Linked DNA regions of Homo sapiens: region 2 is linked to region 1. The links are chromatin contacts, found by Hi-C in ENCODE. All regions are on one chromosome and are shown on one strand. The core of a region is the stretch at or near the end of the contact, and the rest is flanking DNA. Distances in the headings are between cores, read along the strand shown.

The links. Hi-C counts contacts between places; a loop is a spot of excess contacts on that map. Pooled maps may share reads with other maps.
Region 2: a loop to region 1 is called in a map with no recorded cell type, with 10 times the contacts of the local background. The contact joins two enhancer-like sites. A Hi-C loop is called at or near these places in 3 of 37 single-sample maps with no recorded cell type and 3 of 50 pooled maps.

What each region holds. Positions count from the first base shown.
Region 1 is chr2:11,750,906-11,758,285 of GRCh38, forward strand. All of the region lies in intron 1 of LPIN1 (lipin 1), which reads left to right. Among named protein-coding and RNA genes, the nearest start is that of LPIN1, 8.0 kb to the left of the region's middle. RefSeq lists an enhancer at 2,890-3,099. Within about 2 kb of position 3,031, at least 27 of the 41 ENCODE cell types and tissues checked have a DNase peak (open chromatin) inside an H3K27ac peak, as active enhancers do.
Region 2 is chr2:15,307,954-15,315,333 of GRCh38, forward strand. It overlaps NBAS (NBAS subunit of NRZ tethering complex), which reads right to left. Exons shown (of 52, transcript NM_015909.4): 39 at 1,218-1,294; 40 at 263-400. Among named protein-coding and RNA genes, the nearest start is that of NBAS, 250 kb to the right of the region's middle. Within about 2 kb of position 3,743, at least 3 of the 41 ENCODE cell types and tissues checked have a DNase peak (open chromatin) inside an H3K27ac peak, as active enhancers do.

The DNA.
Region 1 (7,380 bases), core at 1,781-4,280:
ATTCTTTTTGACCAAGACACGAATTTGGACAGAGGGCTCTTGAAAGTGCGTAGAGAGAATGTGCCATTGGGTCTTTGAAGGAAAAGAACGTCCTGTCCTTAATCAGTGAGCTAAATAATTAAGAGCCAAAGGATCGGAGTCAAAGCCTTGGGCTGTTTTGCTCAGCATAGTTGTCATACCATATTTAGATGTCTACACCCACCTTTATCCAGGCCATTTGTATTTCTTGGCAGGAACGTGAGAACAAGCGTCACCTGGGGTTGTGGTATCTGAGGGTTGCAAAGTGTCAGCGCTGGAGGAGCTGAGTGATCACTCATCTGACCTTCCCTCCAAAGCAGGAGTACCCCTGTCCAGCACCCTGTCCTGTCTCAGTGGTTTCAGTGATGGAGACCCTGAGACTGAGTGGACCAGAGTTTTCCATCCTTCACTCCCAGTTCTCTGAGGTTACTAATAATTGACATGAAATACATGCAGACATAAAAAACACAAGCTAGAAAGCAACACTATGGGAAGTATTTATGATAAAAAGTGAAGATCTCTTCCTCCTTTTCCCAGGCTGGTCCCCAGGGGTGAATCTTGTGAATCTTGTTTTGTATGTATCTCATTCCAGAATTTTTTTATGCATATCAAAATATGTACAAATGTAATTTTTTAAAAATGGGTCCAGCTGGGCGCGGTGGCTCACGCCTGTAATCCCAGCACTTTCGGAGGCCGAGATGGGTGGATTACGAGGTCAGGAGATCAAGACCATCCTGGCTAACATGGTGAAACCCCGTCTCTACTAAAAATACAAAAAAATTAGCCAGGCTGGTGGCAGGCGCCTGTAGTCCCAGCTACTCGGGAGGCTGAGGCAGGAGATTGGCGTGAACCTGGGAGGCGGAGCTTGCAGTGAGCCGAGATTGCGCCACTGCCCTCCAGCCTGAGTAACACAGCGAAACTCCGTCTCAAAACAAAACAAAACAAACAAACAAAAAACCACAATGGGTCCATATTATAAGTATTTTTGTACCTGTTTTCATTCTATATATACATTTTCATGTTAATATTTATGGAGCTACCTCTCTACCATTTTATTATCAGCCTCATAATATTCCATTTTACAATGTGGATGGCCCATAATTTATTAAGCCAGAGTCATACAGATATTAAGTTATTTCTGATTTTCCCTATTACAATTAATGCTACAGTTACTGTTTTTGTACACGGATCTTACTGTATTTGTACAATCAGTTCCCAGCGGTATAGTTGCTAGGGTTTGCCAATAGGTGCCCCAAAAGATGGGCATTGCCACATTGCTTACCCCATTTATGACCCTGTTAGTAGTGAGTGACGATGTCTGATTCTCCTACTTTTCATGGGCCCTGGGGTTTTAATGAAATGCTTTGATTTTGGACCATCTGAAAGGCCTCTTTCGATTCCTGTATCTTTAATTATGAATGGGGTTGAATATCTCTCTCATATATTATTGGCCAAATGTGAACTGTCTATATGTTTTGTCCATTTTTTCTTTTGAGCTGTTCCAAGGCCATTTTTTTTTTTTTTTTGAGACGGAGTCTCGCTCTGTCGCCCAGGCTGGAGTGCAGTGGCGGGATCTCGGCTCACTGCAAGCTCCGCCTCCCGGGTTCACGCCATTCTCCTGCCTCAGCCTCCCAAGTAGCTGGGACTACAGGCGCCCGCCACTACGCCCGGCTAATTTTTTGTATTTTTAGTAGAGACGGGGTTTCACCGTTTTAGCCGGGATGGTCTCGATCTCCTGACCTCGTGATCCGCCCGCCTCGGCCTCCCAAAGTGCTGGGATTACAGGCGTGAGCCACCGCGCCCGGCCTCCAAGGCCATTTTAAACTGACCTTAATCTTCTAGAGGTGGCTGGTGTTGGCAAAAATTGTGGGGTTAGGAAAGCTGTGGCAGGGGTTTTGAATTTTGGCAGTTCCAAGAAAGCAGCGTTTCTTGGCAATTTGTGAAGCCTGGAGATGGATTCTGCCAATTTTGGAATAAATGTGGAATTTTCTAATTTAATCGTGAGGCAAGAAACCATGTGACCTCTGTCACCTCATCCTGACAGTGTCCGCAGTGCTGTCCTTTCTGGAACTGTATGAAATTGCGGTCGTGAATGCTTTGGAGCGTCTGCTGTGTGCTGGAGTTCTACAGATGAGCTTAATTATGGGAACGCCCTCCTGTCCCTGGGCAAGGAGGGGGATGAGCAGGGTGGGGGTGTGCTGGAGGAGGAGACGCCTGCCACTTTGCCACCCTGGAAGCTCACTGCAAGAGCTGCAAAATTTCCCACCTGCCTAACACAGGCAGGGCTTTGGTGGCGGGACCCCAGGGCTGGCTGTTTTTGCTCTTTCATCACTTTTGTCAGGAAGTATTGAAAGACCTTTAAAAGGCCTCTGACTTGCAGGGCCTCTGACCTGCAGGCCTTTTAAAGCATCTCCAGCTTTTCTAGTGAGTTTTTGTATTTTGGACGGGAATGTCTCACGAACCCTGGCATGCCAAGAAAGTCCCCAATTTCCCAGCAGGTAGTGATGGATGCAGAGCTGTGCTCTTCTGTTTAAGAAGCTCCTCAAGGCACTCTGGCCAGGACAGTTTAACCACAGGGACGCTGGTGGACTCAGTCAATCCAGACCTGGCAGAGGGCAGCAGCTGCCTATAAGTGTGTGCCAGTTACAGCAGGGCGTGGGCTGCTGCCCAGGTGGCCTGACTTTCTGTCTGTGTTCCTTTCCCTGTATCACCCTGAGTCTGAGCCAGACTTCCTCTTTTGTCACAGGTAATTCATCACCCTTATCAACCGCCGTTAAGTATCAGTCCACAATGCTCTGAAAAGACTTCCTCTTTGCCGTAAGTGTAAATTACAGGAGGAAGCTAACACTATTTATAAATCAATTTCATTTTCATGCAAGTCTTATTAGTCATGATACCATTTTGGGCACTTCCTAGAAGCTTTTTGTGTTTTTAAATGCTTTGGATGAAAATCCTCATTTGTCTTGTAAACCTCCAAGGTGGATGTGATCTCGGCGAACACCAGTAACAGCGTGATGTTTGTGACTTTATCCAGTGCTGGGCGGACCACAGATAGAGTCCCCAGGTGCTGAGACACTGACTGTAGTGTGCTCAGAGGAGGGCGGCTAGGGCAGTGAGCAGGAAGCCCCAAAATCGTCCCTGTCAAGCCCAGCTGGGGAGCCGACAGTGCCTTCCCTAGAGGAAGGGTGCCAGGGGTGGTCATTTAGTTGTCCTGACATGATCCGTTGGCCCCACGAGCAGCAGCCAGGTCTGTATCTGAGAGCTGTAATTTCCTGCTGATAACAGGAACACAGATAAGGGGCACCCCATCCCAGAGTGATATTAGGTTGGCTTTTGAATCACCAGGCTCCTTGGATGTGCCTTAAGCCCACAGGTGCCCTTTAAGCACCTGCCGTGAGGGCAGATGTGACAGATCGTGTTTGCTCTCTGGGCAGTGAGTGGGTTTTGGGTAGCTTCTCTCCAGGAAATGATGAATCACTCGGAGCTGAGCAAGTGCCAGAGAAGTCTTCAATCACAGACTGAACCCAGGAGGGTGTTTCGGCCTTTCTAAGTCCTTAAGGGTTGTAGGGAAGGTTTTGAACAATGGCTTTTGACTTTACCTTCTGAGAGGCTCTGTCAGGGAGTGGTGATGCTGCGGGTGAGAGCAGTTTTGAAGGTGTCACATCCAGGGCCAACCCTGAGCCTTGCTTCTGTAGCCACCTCCTATGGGAGGTCATGACAATAATAAGATTTTGCATGTGTTGTCCAGGAGCAAAGACCTTTCCAAACTAGTCGTTGTGTTGACCACTGAGGATGACAGCCTGGTGGGCTCAGTCAGAGCCATTGTGTTAATACCCTGCTCCCACACACATAGCTGGTAAATGCCAGAAGTTAACACTCACAGCCAGGCCTTCCGACCCCCAATTTTGTGTCATTTCTGCTTTTCAGTCTTACCCTTAGGTGTCACAGCTGTTTATTTAAACTGTTTGCAGTGAATTTTGTTTGGGAGCATTGTCTTGTGAAATTTATGCTCTGGCAGAGAACAATTCCTGCTGTCTTCTTCATTTCTTCTAATTTTTTTTTTTTTTTTTGAGACGGAGTCACCCAGGCTGGAGTGCAGTGGCACGATCTCGGCTCACTGCAAGCTCTGCCTCCCGGGTTCACGCCATTCTCCTGCCTCAGCCTCCCAAGTAGCTGGGACTACAGGCGCCCGCCACCATGCCCGGCTAATCTTTTTTGTATTTTTAGCAGAGACGGGGTTTCACCATGTTAGCCAGGATGGTCTCGATCTCCTGACCTCGTGATCCGCCCGCCTCAGCCTCCCAAAGTGCTGGGATTACAGGCATGAGCCACCGCGCCCGGCCATTTCTTCTCATTTTTAAATTTTAGTGCTTTTCCCCCTCGTGCCCCGACTTGCCAAGCTACTTTGAGGGTGGTGGGTGCATCTTGCTGTTTTACACTCTGGAATGTCGTGATGGGACCAAAAATAAAAGTTTCTTGCTTGAGATGGGCCCTGCGATGGGGCAGGTACCGCGTCAGAAATGAGCAAGCCTCGTCCCTGTCCTCAAGGAGAGAAGACTCACTTGGTAGACAGATGTCTGTTCAGCCACTTGACAAATGACAGTAATATTGATCAAGCTACTGCCCTGGATGGCTGGGCTGGAGGGCTGAGGAGAAGGTTGAGGCTGAAAGATAGAGTTGTGTGGGCATGTTTATGAAGGGGTCATATACCTGGACAGCCGGGGGAGGAAATGGAGGAGGCAGGTGGAAATCCAGATTTGAGGGGTAATTATTGTTCAACTCCTGCAAGACACTTAGTTCTTTTTTTTTTTTTTTTGAGACAGAGTCTCGCTCTGTCGCCCAAGCTGGAGTTCAGTGGCGCCGTCTCGGCTCACTGCAAGCTGCGCCTCCTGGGTTCAAGCGACTCTCCTGCCTCAGCCTCCTGAGTAGCTGGGACTACAGGTGCGTGCCACTGTGCCTGGCTTATTTTTTGTATTTTTAGTAGAGACGTGGTTTCACCGTGTTAGCCAGGATGATCTCGGTCTCCTGACCTCATGATCTGCCCGCCTTGGCCTCCCAAAGTGCTGGGATCACAGGCATAAGCCACCACGCCTGGCCACTTAGTTCTTAAAGAAAGGAGAGTAGGAAGAAAAGTACAAGTGAGAAAGATGAACAAAAACGGGGATTGTAAGAGTACATTTATTGAGACAGTTTTGCATTTGCATTTGCTCGGCCAGTCTTATATATAATTAGATGTTGCTTACCATGACATCATTTCATTTCCAAGGAGCAAACCCACAATGTGAAAATGGACCCACTGTTATGTCCCAGATAACGTGCCTTAGGTAATGTTCTAGTTGAAGGAACTAGAAAGGGAATTAAAATCATTGTTATTTACTTGCATAATAAATGAGTGGAACAGCAGATTCCTGAATTGTCCATTAAGAGGCGTGGACTAAAATAATTCAAATCCCTTTATTTATTTATTTATTTTATATTTTTTTGAGATGGAGTCTCACTCTGTCGCCCAGGCTGGAGTACAATGACGTGATCTCAGCCCATTGCAACCTCTGCCTCCTGGGTTCAAGCAATTCTCCTGCCTCAGCCTCTCGAGTAGCTGGGATTACAGGCACTCACCATCATGCTAATTTTTGTATTTCTGTAGAGATGGGGTATTTTGTAGAGAGCCTGACCATGTTGGCCAGGCTGGTCTCGAATTCCTGACCTCAGGTGATCCGCCCTCCTTGGCCTACCAAAGTGCTGGCATTATAGGCGTGAGTGCCCGGCCCCTATATTTATTTTTAATAATCGATGCTGTTCGAGTTGAGTATGCTATTTATTATTAATGTCATAGGTAGAATTCTAAGTGGAATACGCTTGTAGATTTTTATGTTCTTTGGTGTATTATCTGTTTGGTTCTAACATAAAACAGTTTCTAACCCAGAGGTATCTGGAAAGATGGTATTCCAGTGGGATGTAATAACCTCAGAAAATTTGTATTATTTCAGAAGGTCAAGCTAGACGATGTCACATTGAAAAAACTTACATGTTTCTTAACCTTAGAGCTTTTCTGAAAATCCACAGTTAGAGAAACCCAGTCTTGCCAAAGGATATTTGTAAGATTTGGCTGAGTTTTCCATCAAAAACATTTGAACTAGGGGTTGTAGAGTCCTGTTTCAAGTGGTAAATAAAATCCCGTGAGGTGAAGCTGCTATTTCTTGCCAAATTTTGAGATTAAAGTCAGTAGGTTTGAAAGGAATTTGGTATGGGGTGAGTGAATAGCAGGCATCTGAAAGCCGTTCCACTGGAAATTGAAGCCTTCCATTTGGTCCTCTGCAGGTTTTGTTTATCGTTTGTCACCCTTGAGGTAATTAAGATACTTTCTTCTTTAAAGCAGATATTCCCCTCACTGCTTGATCACGTGTTTTAGCAGACAGCAGGAAACTGACACCAAAGACAGTCATGAGATTAATGGGCAGGTATGGGGAGGTGGGTTGATTGGCTGGGTTTGTCTGACTTCTTCAGGTAAATTAGCTTCTTCCTCCAGCCTTTTACTCGAAACATAACTGAGAGTAAAATTTGGGAATTTATGCCCAGCTGGTTTATTCTTGTATTCTTTAAACATATGTGCTAGATTTATTTCAAAGAGAGCTTGGAGGAAGGGCAGAGAAAGAAGAGCCTGGCTGCCTCTAACCTGCCTGCACCCCTCCAGGCAACAGGTGCCTGGGGTGACTGGGCCCACCCCGGTCCCTTAAAGGGCATGGTCCCTCCCGTGCCTCCTGGGGGAGGGATTGCCCCCTCCACCCCAAGCTCTCTTTCAAAGAAATTGTTTAACCAAATAGTATCCTGGCTTCCTGAAATGAGTTCTGGTTAATACAATTTTCTCTCTCCCCAATTCTTAAAAAAAAAAAGTTAATTGTGATAAAATACATATAACATAAAATTTGCCATTTTAACCATCTTTAAGTGTGTGGTTCAGTGGCAAAATGGAAACCCTGTACCCATTAAACACACACTGACTCCCTATTTTCCGCTTCTCCCTAGCCCCTGGTAATCAGTCTTTCTGTTTCTATGAGTTTGTCTGTCTAAGGTAGCTCATGTAAGTAGAGTCATACAGCATTTGTCCTTTTGTGACTGGCCTATTTCATTTAGCCTACTGTCCTCAAGGTTCATCTACACAGTAGCATGTATCAGAATTTCCTTTCTTTTTAAGGCTCAGTAATAGTCCATGATATGGATGGACCGCATTTTGCTTTTCCATTCATCTGTCACACTGGAGTTGCTGCCTCCTTTTGGCTATTATGAATAATGCTGCCACGACCATGGGTGTGCCAATATCTTTTCGAGACCTGCTTTCAGTTTTTTTTTTTGATATATACCCGG
Region 2 (7,380 bases), core at 2,493-4,992, 3.6 Mb after region 1:
AACTTAGTAAAATTAAGTAAATGAGTAAATTAAGTAAAAGTTAGAGGGAGGAAACAGTATTCACAATAAATATTAAACTCTACTTACTGATACCTGGAGAAGCAACTTTGTCGAATACAGGAAAGCCAAGAGCTGCCTGCCACTTGGAATACATTCTGGATACATATGTAATCAGTTCCTCCAAAAATTAAACACGTGTTTTGAGTATTTTAGAAAAGGCTTAACTCTGCTCAATAATAAGCTGGAAATCATGAAGACTCACCCTGTAAAGAGGATGGCACTTGTCCCTGAAACATGGGGCCAATCGGGCATAGATCTGGAGGCTATAGTAATACGCTGCCAGCTGGAGAGATAATGCAGAGGGGGACTGCTTTTCAAAGCACCGGTTAGCATCTAACACCTAGGAGGGAACATGTTAGAATTAACTCAGCTGAAAGGAAATTATGAAGATCATTATAAACCATTATATTTCTAGTCATTCCTGCAGATTTTTTGTACAAAGTTCCCATTACATCAACTCAAGCTCAAGATCAACTTAATAATGACTATATTAAAAATCACAAGGCACTATAAAACAAATCCTATGCAGTAAAAGTAGATGTAAAGATCGACATTTAAGCTAACTGTAGAATTGACTCTCTAGATACTGACCAGGATCCTTTCAGCACCTAAGAAATAAGAGGAGGAAACCCTTTATTTCCTTCTCCTGCCTAATTGCCCTGGCCAGAACTTCCAACACTATGTTGAATAGGAGTGGTGAGAGAGGGCATCCCTGTCTTGCACCAGTTTTCAAAGGGAATGCTTCCAGTTTTTGCCCATTCAGTGTGATATTGGCTGTGGGTTTGTCATAGATAGCTCTTATTATTTTGAGATACGTCTCATCAATACCTAATTTATTGAGAGTTTTTAGCATGAAGGGTTGTTGAATTTTGTCAAAGATAGCATTGGGAGATATACCTAATGCTAGATGACGAGTTAGTGGGTGCAGCGCACCAGCATGGCACATGTATACATATGTAACTAACCTGCACATTGTGCACATGTACCCTAAAACTTAAAGTATAATAATAAATACATAAATAAATAAATAAATAAATAAAAGAAAAAAAAGAAACAGGAGGAAATGGCATGCAATAAACAATTTTACCGATGAAAATTCACAGCATACATTTTCCATTTAGTCATTTTAAATTCTTCATTGGTAAGGGCAAACTTACTTGTGGTAAGGCAAGAAGGTAAGCAAGAGCCAAGGTCATGTCATTTGGCAAGGCTTCACTTGCTAGTTGCAAGAGAACTGAATGCAGAAAAAGAAACATTATTTTACTGAGGTTGCATATGATATTCATAGTTATTAAATGCCATGTTTTCAGCCCCATAAGATTTCAACAAATAATTAGTGGCAGAGACCTTTTAGGAAAGGCTGTTCAGCACCATCTAAAAACAGATCATATGGAACTGTGTTAAATAGTAACCTTGCCTTAATTCAGAAAAAGTATACTATTGGTTACTTACACATGAGGAAATTCTGTCAGGGCAGCTGCAAAGGTTAAGTGCAAAGACATGAGAGAGGCTGGTTTCCTAGAGCTGGGTATTTTGGTTTTAAAGATGCAGACCATGCTGCAAAATTGTGTATCAATGTTAGCTAATATGGAGGGTGATAATATGAGTACTAAAGATCAGAGCAATAAAATAGCTTTAGGAGTGCAAATTTAGAGTAAATCTTTTGATTACTACAATGATGATAATATGATTTTGTTCCTTCCAATAACACCCCTCCTCATCACGCTCCACAAAAAGAAAATCAGTCTTTCATTTTGCTTGTATGTCTTAAAATATCCCAACCATTAAAAACTTGTCTTTTTCACATAAATTTTTACACAAACCACAACTTGCCAATGTCATAGCTTTAACATAAGAGTATGCATTGTCAATACGGTCTGTGTTTGTACACAGCTTGTTTCAATAAGGATGTATCCTATTCATTTAGCATCTCAGTAGCAAATACTAAGTAGTCATATGTAATCACAATATGAATCCTTTATTTTTAAAAAACACAGATGCTCATGATCGGCACTAATGAAGGGGATAGTATACGAATAATTCAACGGAAATGATATTTGACTTTGGAAATGCACCACATGATTTTTCCAGAAGATTTACCCTCCCAATTATGTCTTACTTAGACTGACATTTAAGTTGTTTGTATAATCTCTGTTTAGCTGATAGTCTAGGCACTGGGGATGGTGGGAGGGTGAGAAGGAAACTACAAATGGCTCAAGTGTCAGAGGCTGACCTAGAACTCTAAATTTCCTGTGGATGATTCACAGAGAAAACCTACTGTGTCTTCCCCACTGTGTATCTACAAAGGGAACATCAGTTATCCAAATATTTATTTCCTACATGTTATCCGAACCTTAGGAACCAAATGGACCACCAGTCAGCCTCAGCTCCTGCAAGGAATCATACAGTTTTAGAGACATTTTCTAATCAAAAGCTATTTATTTCAAGGTCTACTTCCAAATTTATTCCTTCACTCAACATCAACAAGAACCTTCTTTGAACCAGACATTGCCTTATGAATTAGAATCCTTTCAAGAATAAAAAGACTCTAAACAAATAATGTAAAATGTAATTCAAAGGGCCCAAATCAAATTTTGTACAAGCTATTACAAGATCAAAGAAGAGGTAGCTGGGCATGGGGGTTCATGCCCGTAATCTCAACACTTGTCTACCCTGCCTCGCCTATTACTTCCCACGAAACCTGGGCCCTCACCCATGCCTTCTCCTGGCTCCTTCTGCCTCTAAACCACCAGGATGCTTCCCCACCTGGGTGTGTCCTGCCTTCCATTTTTAGGCATCTGTGAATATAAACTTCTTCCTTCGTGACAATCGTTTCCATGTCTGTGTGTCTTACCAATACCCAGATAAAACCAAAATCCCAGGCATGTTTTAGAACAACAACTACAACAAAATCTATACATATATAATGAATCTCTTGCCTACAAAATCCAACAGAATGATACAGCAGGAAGGAAACCATTGTCAGAACCAGAAAGTCCTGGGATCAAAGCTCAGGTCCCCAACTGATTGACTACATAATTTTGAGTTCCAGAATTCAGAATGTTTTGGACTTTAGGAGGTTGTGCTATATACATATCATGTATTACATAACACCCTAAGTATGGTGTGGGAACACCCAATAATCAAAGACATTAATATATCTGCTGCAAAACATCTGAATACTCATATTAAGTGAGATAAGCAGACTATAAAGTAGCCTCATGTCAGTTTAGTTCAGGTTTTGATGCCAAACAAATTATAAAAATCTTTCTGGTTTTCAAAGCATTTTGCATTTGGGGTCTGAAGCAGTAAATAAGGACTAAATGAAGTAAAGTATGCAAAGTGCAGAGCATCACTCTAGCACACAGAAAGTACCCAGTAGGTTCCCTCCATCCCTCTATAAACCACAGGCTTGAGTAAGCAAATTCTTTTCTTCAGTTACAACATGTTTTCGTTTCCCACTAAAAATGATTGATAAAAGGTTCTTCCAATAACAACCACAGTGCAACAGAGACAATTATTTCCATTTTAGATAAATCATAATTATTAATGAATTAACAATTGCATTTAAGCATAAAGACTAATTTCACCAAGAAGCAAGAACAGACTTAAATAGTCACACTTGATGAGCTGACAAACCTCTGTTATCTTATTTCCTGTGGCTTAGCTGCTTCTCAACGAGCACTCAGCAATCATTTGAATTAGTTCCCCCTCACAACCTCTCTACGGAAGAAGTTAGATGTTTTCCTCAACTTACAAGAGAGGATTCAGAGTCACAGTAACTTTTTTATTTGCCTAGTGCCAACACACAAACAAATCATCTCGGTGTTAGAAAAGAATTCTCCCCTTGATAACTCTCCACTCTGACAACTTCCACAGTCCCCTTTCTTTTCACTGCTAACCTTACAAATGAGTGGTCTGCCCCACTGCACCCATTACCTTGACACTCCCTCTTTCCTCAAGTCCCTCCATCCCTGGGTCCCAAGTAATATGACCTCCAAAGGTCACCAAACCCAAGGTCTTTTCTCTCTTCTTTTTCTCTTAAATCTCACTGTAGCACTAGGCACTGCCAGATAGGCCTGCCTTTGGCTTCAAGGACACTGAGTTCTCCTGCATCTGTTCCTCAGATGATCCTCCTCTGTGTGCGTCACCAGATCTTCGTCCTTGATTCTTCAATGTGAGTATTCAGTTAGGTCAGTTCTTCACTATCTCTTAATCCCACCTTACATCCTCACCTAGAGAATTCAACTACATTCTTTTTTTTTCTTTACTTTTTAAAGAGATGGGGTCTCAGTCTATTGCCCAGGCTGTAGTAGAATGGGACAGTCTTGGCTCACTGTAGCCTCAAAATCTGGGCTCAAGTGAACCTCCTGCCTAAGCCTCCCATGTAGCTAGAATGACAGGCGTGTGCCACCACACCAGACTATTGCTTTAAAATTTTTTTATAGAGACGGAGTATTTTCATGGTGCCCAAGCTGGTCTTGAACTGATGGCCTCAAGTGATCCTCCTGCCTCGAATTCCCAAAGTGCTGGTATTACAGGCATGAGCTACCATGCCCAGTCTCAATTCTATCCTTAAATTCAGCTGGTACCCTGGTCTATTTTCCCACTATTTAGGTTTGAACCATCTCATAAGACTGGCCTTACCAACTCCTTGTTGGACACTGCCACTCAAATGCTACCTCAAATTAATCATTCTTTACCCAATAACTTTCATATTTCTAAAATAGTACCTTATTTTCCCAATAAACTAAACTTAACACCACAGAGTCATCTTGGACTTCATCCTCTCCTCTGCTGCCAGCACTTGGTTCCTCGTCAAATCCAACTGAATAATTTCCAAAGAACTCTTTCACACATACTTTCTATTTTCACTGCCACAAACTCTAGGCTTTAATTGTTCAAAAATTAGACCATTTCAATAGCCCCCCAATGCTGCTCTACCTGATGCCTTCAGTCTTTCTCCTTCCAGCACTTTCTTAAAATAGCAGTTTCATATTAATTTTACTCAAGCACTCAGTAATTGTGTCATTCTCTAGCTCAGAAAAAGAATCTTCATTAGTTTCCCATTCCCTAAAAAACGAAAGTTAACATTTCCTATGGAGCGTTTAAAGTCTCCATAAATATGGGCCAACTTTAATTTGTGGTTTTAATTTGCCATTAAACCTACCCTGTATGTCAACCAAATCAGTCTGCTATCCAAACTCTCTGCCTGTGCTCATGCCATTGCTTTGTATAACAAAAATAATAAAATTAATCTAAAACACAAATACATATAATTTTAAAAATATATGCTCTGAGGAGCCAAACATGAAATAGGTGTTTTATATCACTTAGCTCTATGTGTCTCAAAAATCCTGCAAGAAGATAGTATTATCTTGTTTTTACACAGGCTTGGAAGCTTATGTAAATCTGCCAAACTCAGAAAGGCAGTTCATCTGTAAAGACAGGAAACAGAAGACCCAAAATAAAATCGATGTCTTTCTTGATCAGTACCTATCAGGCGATTGACAATGTTATGCTATGACAAACAATTAATATATGCCATTTTAAGAATGTGAATGAAGATATTCTTAGGATAAATTCCTAGAAGTGGAGCTACTGGGTCAAACAACACATGCAACTGCAATTTTCATTGCTACTGCCATGTGGTTTTTAAATTCTCACTTTGAGCATCTCCTCCAGAAATGCTGTTGAGCTTGTGCAGTTCACCCACCTGAACATCCATGAGGTCTAATTCCCTAGGGACTTCTTGACATCTGTTTCAACCACCCAAGCCAGCTGGAGAATGTGCAAAATTATTTTGACCAGTTAAAGACTTCATTCATGAGTTGACTCCTCAGAATTAATCCTAAGCAAAAGGCTCTCTGGCTTTCTATTACTCTTTCTAGGAAACTATGACTCAGACATTAACCACACGTCACCTGGTGAACTCCAGTGAAATCCAGAATAGTAATTCTATTTAAATTCTTCAGTGATTGGGTTCTATTATCCAGACAGCCCTCCTACAGATTAAAACTGTAAACTCTAGATAAAATATAAAAAACAAGTATTAAAAGGCCGGGCATGGTGGCTCATGCCTGTAATCCCAGCACTTTGGGAGGCCGAGGCAGGTGGATCACTTGAAGCTAGGAGTTTGAGACCAGCCTGGTCAAGATGGTGAAACCCCATCTCTACTAAAAATACAAAAAAACTATCCAGACATGATGGCATGCACCGGTAGTCCCAGCTACTCAGGAGGCTGACGCATGAGAATTGCTTGAACCTGGGAGGCAGAGACTGCAGTGCGCCAAGACAAGATCACACCGCTGCACTCCAGCCTGGGCAACAGAGAGAGACTCCATCACAAAACAAACAAATAACAACAACAACAAAAAACAAGTATTAAAAGCCACTGGATAGTTACCTAAAGCCAATAAAAACTGGAAGATGGCTGCCATTTGAAAGAATGAATGGTATTGGTGAGTTTCCCATCTTTACAGCTTCAATCCTGAGGGCAAGCTCCTGCCCGTGCCATGCTGGGCAGGTAAAACTCAGATAGAAAACCCACAGTCTTGAAAAACCACAGCCCAAAAAATCCACAACAGCTGAAAGTAAAAGAATTCTGGCGGTCCCTTATAAAACTAAACAAACCCATAATCTTTGACCCAGCAATACCATTAAAATTTACCTAAGAGAAATGAAAACACATGTCCACCAAAATACTTGTATGAGAGTTCACAGCAGCTTTTTAAAACAATAACAACCATAAGCTGAAAGACCCCAGGTATCCTTTAATAGGAGCGTGGATGTACAGTTTTATATGCCTACAATGAAATACTACTCAATAATTTAAAACAAAAACAAAAACCTACGGATGGATACAACATAGATGAATCTCAAAAACTTTCACTTTGTTATACAAAATATATGATTGCATTTAATGAATTCTAGAACAATCAAAACTAATCTACAGTGGGGAAAAATCAGAGCATGGGGTGCCCTGTCGGAAGTGTGGGTTGGGCGTGTGCTGGGAAGAGGCTAAGACTTTCTAGGGTGGCAATAAGGTCTGCATCTTGACAGGAGTGAGGGTTACACAGGTGCTGCACTTGTCACAATCTGTACAATCATACAACTAAGATTTTTGTAATTCACTGTAAATTTTAAAACACACAAAAGTAAAAAATAGTTAAAGATATGCAGTGTAGTGTCAAGAGGTGAAGTTTACTGATATCTATGATTTACTTTGAAATGCATCAGAAAAGAAGTTGGGTTTGGTTGATGAATAGAGGGGTGGAAAAATACAGGTACAGTAAATGTGGCAATATTAACTGGAGGGTA